2 separate regions of the Homo sapiens genome follow, and region 1 is linked to region 2. The links are chromatin contacts, found by Hi-C or POLR2A ChIA-PET in ENCODE. All regions are on one chromosome and are shown on one strand. Each heading gives the region's core, a stretch centred on a gene start or an enhancer-like site at or near the end of the contact. The rest is flanking DNA. Distances are from core to core; before and after follow the strand shown.

What was found. A loop is a pair of places that touch in the nucleus more often than their neighbours do. ChIA-PET counts read pairs that join two places held with the same protein, here RNA polymerase II (POLR2A). Pooled maps may share reads with other maps.
Region 1: a loop to region 2 is called in a pooled map, with 2.7 times the contacts of the local background. The contact joins two enhancer-like sites. A Hi-C loop is called at or near these places in 1 of 37 single-sample maps with no recorded cell type and 7 of 50 pooled maps. POLR2A ChIA-PET finds 5 or more read pairs at or near these places in 3 of 52 experiments (A673, activated CD4-positive, alpha-beta T cell and activated T-cell).

What each region holds. Positions count from the first base shown.
Region 1 is chrX:19,774,671-19,778,459 of GRCh38, reverse strand. All of the region lies in intron 2 of SH3KBP1 (SH3 domain containing kinase binding protein 1), which reads left to right. Among named protein-coding and RNA genes, the nearest start is that of SH3KBP1, 110 kb to the left of the region's middle. RefSeq lists a silencer at 1,448-1,497. Within about 2 kb of position 2,224, at least 6 of the 41 ENCODE cell types and tissues checked have a DNase peak (open chromatin) inside an H3K27ac peak, as active enhancers do.
Region 2 is chrX:19,624,435-19,628,315 of GRCh38, reverse strand. All of the region lies in intron 8 of SH3KBP1 (SH3 domain containing kinase binding protein 1), which reads left to right. Among named protein-coding and RNA genes, the nearest start is that of MAP3K15, 110 kb to the right of the region's middle. RefSeq lists an enhancer at 1,961-3,160. Within about 2 kb of position 2,560, at least 3 of the 41 ENCODE cell types and tissues checked have a DNase peak (open chromatin) inside an H3K27ac peak, as active enhancers do.

The sequences.
Region 1 (3,789 bases), core at 975-3,474, 150 kb before region 2:
TTTTTTCTTTTCTTTTTTTTTTTTTTTTTGAGATGGAGTCTTGCTCTGTCTCCCAGGCTAGAGTGCAGTTGCACAATTTCGGCTCACTGTAACCTCAGCCTCCTGGGTTCAAGCAATTCTCCTGCCTCAGCCTCCCAAGTAGCTGGGATTACAGGCGCCCGCCATCGTGTCCAGCTAATTTTTGTATTTTTAGTAGAGACAGGGTTTCACCATCTTGGCCAGGCTGGTCTCGAACTCCTGACCTCGTGATCCACCCGCCTTGGCCTCCCAAAGTGCTGGGATTACAGGTGTGAGCCACCGCACCCGGCCGAATTTTCCCCTTTCATTTTCTGCACTGCTGTGTTCTCTGAGCTTTCCACTGCTATAGTGTTTCCTGATGAGAAGGAAGTGTTTCCTCCAGCTTTTTTTTCTTCCTGGAGGAGTAGGATATGAAGGAATCCCTGCCCCCACACGGGGTGGGATCCAGCCAGCTGCTCCAGAGGATCTCGGCCCCTCCTGTAGCCTCAACCTTTTTTGTTTCTCTGGGTGGTGACTCTCACACCAGAGCATACGTTAGAACCTCCTGGAGGGCTTGCTCAAACACCGACTGCTGGACCCCACCCCATGCCTTCTAGTTCAATAGTCTGGGCTGGGGCCAGAGAGTCTGCATTTCTAACAGGTTCTCTGGTGATGCTGCTGGTGTGGAACTCCACTTTGAGAACTACTGCTCTGGCCCACCCCTCATTGCCCCTCTTCCCCTGCAATTGCTTCCAAGTAGGCAGAATAAGGCGCTGGAGGACTGGTGTGTTTGAGACCCTTGCATCTAGGGAGCCCGTCCAGACTTCTAGGGGTAGCGCCTAGCAGTGGTGTGTGCCTGTTCCACCAATGAATGCAGCTTTAGACAGGCCCTTCAGAGTATAAGAAGCAGTGGCTCATTCAAATTCCTTCAAGTAGTGGGGGTGAGAACTAGGGGGTTAAAAACAGAGCCCCAGGTCCTTAAGGCTTCACAGGAACTCATCCAGAAAGCCAGCAGGTATGGGCAGGCTGGGGCCTCAGCCTGCCACATGCCTTTGTGTTTCAGCTGGCCCAAGGCTGTACTGAACATTATAACCTTTCAGCCCTGGCCCTTTCTGTTGACTTCCTCTCCTCTCCTCTTGGTGGGATTTTCCCCTGTATTTAGGGCAGGGCAGTTTCTTCTGGAAGGATCCCTTTGGCTCCAGGCTCTGTGTCTAACCCTCCCACTTGACCCTGTAGCACACAGCCCTGGCCAGTTGCTGGTGGAAGCTGCAGTCCTTAGTGAAATGGGGAGTGGACTGTGGTTCCTCAAATTGCATTGTCATTTGGAGGCTCAAGGGCATACCTTTTTTATCCTCAAAGGCTTAAAGACAACTGATGGCAGCTGGAGAGGGTTAAGGGAGATGGAGGAAATCTTCATTCAAGTTTGTCTTGCTCAGTGATCTTTTAATGTGTCTTTCCAGTCTTGGGGTGGTTGTGTGGTCTTTCAGTACAGATTCAGGTGGCAGGCGGTTGGTGGTTTGGTTTAAATCAGAGGTATGTTAAAATATTCAGGATGGTGAGGGTGTCTGTGAAAACTAAGAGAGGAAGTGGCTTAAAGAGCTAGGCTGTCAGCTGGGTGCAGTGGCTCACACCTGTCATCCTGGTGCTTTGGGAGGCTGAGGCAGGAGGATCACTTGAGGCCAGGAGTTTGAGACCATCCTGGGAAACGTAGCAAGACCTTGTCTCTACAAAAAATTAAAAAGAAAAAATTAGCTGGACATGGTGGTGTGCGCTTGTGGTCCCAGTTACTCAGTAGGCTGAGGTGGGAGGATCACTTGAGCCCAGGAGTTTGAGATTACAATGAGTTATGATCATGCCACTGAATTCCAGCTTTGGTGACAGAGTGAGACCCTGTCTCTCTCTAAAAAAAAAAAAAAAAAAAAAAAAAAAACCAGGTTGTCAAGCTAGATTTAGAATTCTTTTTTTAAAAAAAATTCTTTTATTTTTTCCATGGGATTCTGCTTGATATAGACTTAATTCTGTTGTCTGTTGGCCCAGGGACATCACTGCCCAGTGGATACCTCATCCACTCCCACTCTTTTTGAGGGTTTTCTCCAGGGAGTTGAATCTGTGAGGCAGTCTTTCCCTCCTGCTTTCATTTCTCCCCCAGCATCTTCTCTTAGGCCCTGCTAGGCCACTTGAGCAAGAATCTCAGGCCATAAAACATTTCCACATCAGATTTCCTCCAACAGCACAGGGCGCTTATGGCTCACATGTGGAAGCGTGGACATTGACATGTTATTTTGAGACTTCTGACTTTAGAGCATTTTGAGGAAAGTATCTTCTGAGGTCTTTCTTTCCTGTAAGCTAGCTGTAGTAGCCAATTCCTTTTGGGGGATGGGGGAATGAATTCTTGGCACACTCTGTTGTCCTTTGGGCTAGTCACATTTGTGCTAAATATCAGGCGAGCTCCCTGCGGACACCATGGGATGAGGACAACATCTTATTCTTGGCAATTTGCAAGGGACAAATTAGGCTGTGGTACTTGCAAGTAGAATTATTAAATATCAATGGGGGATAATAAATGTGAAGTAGCTTGCAAATCTTCTGATATTATGGCTGTTTCAGTGAAAACACAGCTGCTAAGATACTTTCCTAGCTGTAATCGAGAAGGTAATTTTCCTGAAAGGCCATTTAAAGCAGATCTTTAGTGCCTTTGGCTCATTAAGAAGCATGAATAGGGGTAAGTCTCTGAAAAAGATGAATTAGACACAGAGCAGAGGAGCGGTGGTGTCCATGATGCAGGATGATGGTGTCCAGGGCCTGCGTACTCCAAATAGACCAAGGACTAATTAGTTGTGTGGTTTATTAATGGACTGGAGTCAATCCTGGACTAATACAACTAATTCTTCCATTTAGAGTTAATGTTGGCACTCAATTTTCCCTGGTAATGAGTGAGTTAGAGTAAGCAGGCACGTGAGTGTAAGATACAGTGCTAATATTTTGTGAGAAACATTGAACGAGGCTTGATGTTTAAATCAATAGTTGAAAATGTGGGGGAAGACTTTCCAGAAAAGGCTTACAGGCTAAATAAGAGCAGTTAATTGAAAGCAAACCAAGCCCACCCAATATTTAGATTTGTTTAGAAACCAAGTGAACATTTGAGATGAGAAACATTTCTCTAGTTCTGTGATGTCGTCGGCTTTCCTGGTGTGTTTGGAGCTTTTGACATTGGTGTGGTACTTTACCTCAGTGAGGCTGATGGAACAGAGTGGATGTTACAGGGCCTCAATTTCAGAATTCTTGTTGTGTACTCGTGAAGACCTGTGGAGAGATTTTGCCTCAAGTCAGTTTGGATGGTTTCTGCCCTCCAGTCTGATAAAGTCCCCTGATGTCAAACCACAGGTGGAATTTCCAGAGACTGTGATCTGTGGACTGGTGACAAATCCTTTGTGAAAAGTCTGTGTGACACTACTAAACAGAGAGGGCTTGGGGGAGGAGAATGAGGGGACCAATGCGCTCCCCTCAGAAGCCTTGATGCTCTCATAGAAGGTCTGGCCAGGTGTGGGGGTCTAGCTTTGTAAAGTAGGAAGACCCCTTTGATGATTACTTTTTTTGTCTAGTTAAACCTTTTTGGATTTCTCTGTAATTTAAAGAATATAATTTTTAAAATGTAAAGCTGAGGATTCATTTTTCTATGTGTTAATAAAGTTAATAAACCCCCCATATTTATTGGGGAAGGCAGTATAAACTAGAATTTCCTTAGGTTTCTTCTTTCTTTCTTTCTTTCTTTCTTTCTTTCTTTCTTTCTTT
Region 2 (3,881 bases), core at 1,311-3,810:
CAACCCTGGCTGCTCTTTCTTGGGCCCTGGAAGTGGGAATGGAAGGGCTGTTGTGTCTGAGCCCAGTTTGCTGCTGAGGCTGGAATGCCATGACGTTAAGTAGGTTAAAATGGTGAAAAATCCACCTAAAATAGTTAAGTGTTCACAGTGGAGGAGATTTTAGCAAGAATTTGGAAAGAAAACATGCCATAAATATTTTGCTTGCTGAAAGTGGGAAGAATGGAGTCGGAGCCTGTAAAACCCTGCTGACATTATAGAAGATTGTTACTCTTCCTCTAAGTTAGGAATCGCCCAGAAGTTCATTGAGATGATTGTATACTATTGCTATTATAAAATGAATGGTTTCACCATGATCTGTTTAATATGCATTCTGATACGCATATTTATTGGATGTAGGAGTTGAGGTGAAAGACCTGAACTGCTGTTCTCTAAATTCTGTGTTCGCCGTAGAGGTTCCTGATAGACCCCGAATTCCTCTGACATTTACTTTGGTATCATTGAAGGTGGTTTCCCTTTGCCCTGCTTTTCTGTGCTGTAGCAGGAGTCACAGAGCAGGCTTTGCCCTCATTTTTAGCCCCAGATTGTCAGTTCATGTGGCTTTCTAGAAAATGAGTCAGACACCTTTAGTGGGTGTGTATAAGCCCTCTGCAGTTCCTGAAATAATGTGCAAAGACCCAAACTATTTCTGTATGTCCCTGGAAGCCAGGAGGAAATGTGGCAACCTGAATGGTTTGTTTTCTAGTTTATTTATAAAGAATTCTTGTGAATTTAGGAACATTTCCACTCGTGCAGAACACACCTGTGTTTAGCTTTTATTTCCAGTCACTCAAAAATAACTCCCGTGTCTGTGTTCCTGCCACCCCCATCCCTGCCTTCCTGATTTGTGCTCAGAGTGTGTTTGAAAAGGTTCCGAAGCTTCTGGGTCTCATCCCAACTGGAGAAGCTTCCTGGAGAAGGGCTGAGGGCAGCTTGGCAGGAGCTATGCCAGGGCTCAGCTGCAAGGGTGAGATGGCCATTGGAAGGTGTCCCACGCTGTGGCCGCTGCCGCTTGGGGCAGAATGAGCCCAGCTGTGGAGAGTGGCCATGTTCCCACTCTTGGCCAACAGCCTCCTGGCCTCAGAGCAACAGCCATTCCTCACAGCTCCCACTAACCTAGGAGGAAAGGCTTCCTCTGTGACCCTATTGTAAACAAGGACCTTTAGGTGTTTCTTATCAAACAGGCTTCCTTGGGTAGTTGTGTCTTTGACCCTTAAGCATACCCAACCTCCCTGTCTTCATTGTTTTAAGCCTATTTGATGACATCAAGATGAACGCTTAGAAAGCTAACGTTATTGGTCAAAATCGTGGAGTCGTAGAGATGGAGGGAAGGGAACGGAAGCAATATTAGCTAGCATTAATGTTCATGGAAGGAAACTGATAGACACACCCTAGAGAAAGAGGGGACCCAGGCCGGGCTCAGTGGCTCCCGTCTCTAATCCTAGCAGTTTGAGTGGCTGAGACGGGAGGATCACTTGAGCCTGGGAGTTTGAGACCAGCCTGAACAACATGGTGAAACCCCATCTTCACCAAAAAATACAAAAATTAGCCAGGTGTGGTGTTGTGTTCCTATAGTTCCAGCTACTTGGGAGGCTGAGGCGGGAGGGTTGCCTGAGCCCAGGAGGTTGAGGCTGCAGTGAGCCATAATTGTGCCACTGCACTCAGGCCTAGGGGACAGAGTGAGACCCTGTCCCCCAAACCACAAAAAAGAGGGGACCCAGAATATTAGCTAAAGACGGTTAGTGGCATCCCCAACACAGTAGTACAGTCATCTTTCCTTGGACCATGAGGATTATCCACTGAAGATTATTGACAACAATTTTAATTTGCACCCTGTCCTCTTCCCCTCACAATGTTCGTTCACTCATTCATTCATTCATTCATTCATTCATTCATACATCGAAGAATATTTATGGTGTGCCAGGAGCTGTGCAAAATGCTGGAATACAATGGTAAGCCAAAAATTCAAACCAGGAATTTTGCTTCTTTGTAGGGACCCCAAGTATTTGGAGCTAGACATGCTGTGAGGGCACAGTTAGAACCGCTCCTTTTCATCTCTACCTCAATATGTTTTCCTCCCTCCTGTCCCAGACAACAGTTGAACATTTAATTAACTTAATGATAGCTAGATCTTTCTCCAGGACCACAGCTTCCCAGCACAGGATTCTGAACCACTGGCAGCAAGAGCCCGGGACCATCATCACCATTCCCCTTTCCTCAGGAGTCTCCCCGGAGCTCAGCATTTCCCCTCATCTTCACAGCAACCCCGGGAATTAGGTGGGACCATGCGTGTTCTCTGCAGATTACAAAGGAGGAGCAGAGGCCCAGAGTGCTGAAGCAGCTTTCCCGAGGGACTCCCAGCAAGTCAGTGGCAGAGCCAGGTCAGAGGCATCTGCTGACCCTGGGCCAAGTGCTCTTGGAACTTGGGGGCTGGGCAAGGTGGTAACTGCGGGTGGAGTTCGTGTTTCCTGTGGGGCTGAGTCACTTCCAGAGGTGACTCTTGTCTACTCATTGAGAGTCCTCATTGTTACTGGATATCCAGGGCAAGTGTCTGTGGAGTTTCCTTTGTAAGGTAATGACATTATCATTGTTACTTAGCAGAAAAACAGTATTACCATGCCATCACCCCATCCTTTGTTGCTGATGCTCGCGTTTTGAAATCTATGTTTCCGATCTGTTAGGGTCAGGACATCACTGTGGTGGTTTCTGGATCATCCATGACTGTAGGAGTCCACTGCCACCTCTAAAAGAGTGAAATGATGGTCCATGCAGAGGGAATGATGAGTTCAGCTCAGGGTTGACATTGGTTCTTTTTGTGCCTGAGGCCTGCCTCCCCAACTGCTTTCTTCCAGTTTCTTCCCATGCCCAGAGTATTTTGCCTTCCTCTTTTCTTCCTAGCCTGGTTGCCACTTAGCTTTCCACTCGCTGTCGGGGGGCAAAAAAAAATGCAGGCGGGAGTCCTGAGGCCCTTCCTAAGACATTCTGTGATCAACTCTGTTATTTTTTTTGTTCTAATGTTTATTTCCCCTTCCTGCCTCCCTCCCATTAATTCATTAATGAACTAAAACATGTATTCATGAGAAAAATGTTTTCAGACTTCCTTGCTTCCCACCCCACAGGAAAATAAGGTTGCCTTCACAAAGAGAAGCAGCCTCAGGAATCTCAAGCAAGATCCTTAGCTTGGCAGGAAGAAAGCCGATCAGCTAAATCGATTGCTGGCCCTGACCCTTTCTCTCTGAACTGCTGAAGCTTTTAGCAGAGCTCAAATGGTAGGATTAAATGTGGTTCCAAGGGTGAGGAGTAAATTAGCACGTGTCACCCTGAAGATGATGACATGCTGACAGACCCATTAGACAGACATGTTTTATGAGTGAATGAAGAAGTTAAGCATAGGTCTGGGATCATCTGGGTTTACAGACATTTGGAAAATGTCAGTGTTGAGCAAATGAGTCATTGATGTCATAGAATGTATTTCTTGCAGCATGGCCTATCTTGTTAGACTGCTTATGTCCTTATTCTAGACAAAAGTCACAATATATCTCCTCCTCAGAGCATTTAAAACCCAAAGGAGTATAATTTGTTGCTGTTTTGTCTTCCTTTTATAAGTAGCCAGGACACTGGGACCAGTGAGAAGAATCATTACCATCACACAGACATAGTTTTAAATTACATGAGGATGGTAAACATAGGGCTTGGGGTGGGAGAAAATATCGTTTTAGTTCACCAGTAGACAGTTGTTGAAAGGCCACCCCAACATTTTGATGGTCGTTATTATAGATTTTTCCTTTGTATCATGGACAGATGAGCTTGCAGCTGATGTAAATTCCCAGGTGCATATGCCTACA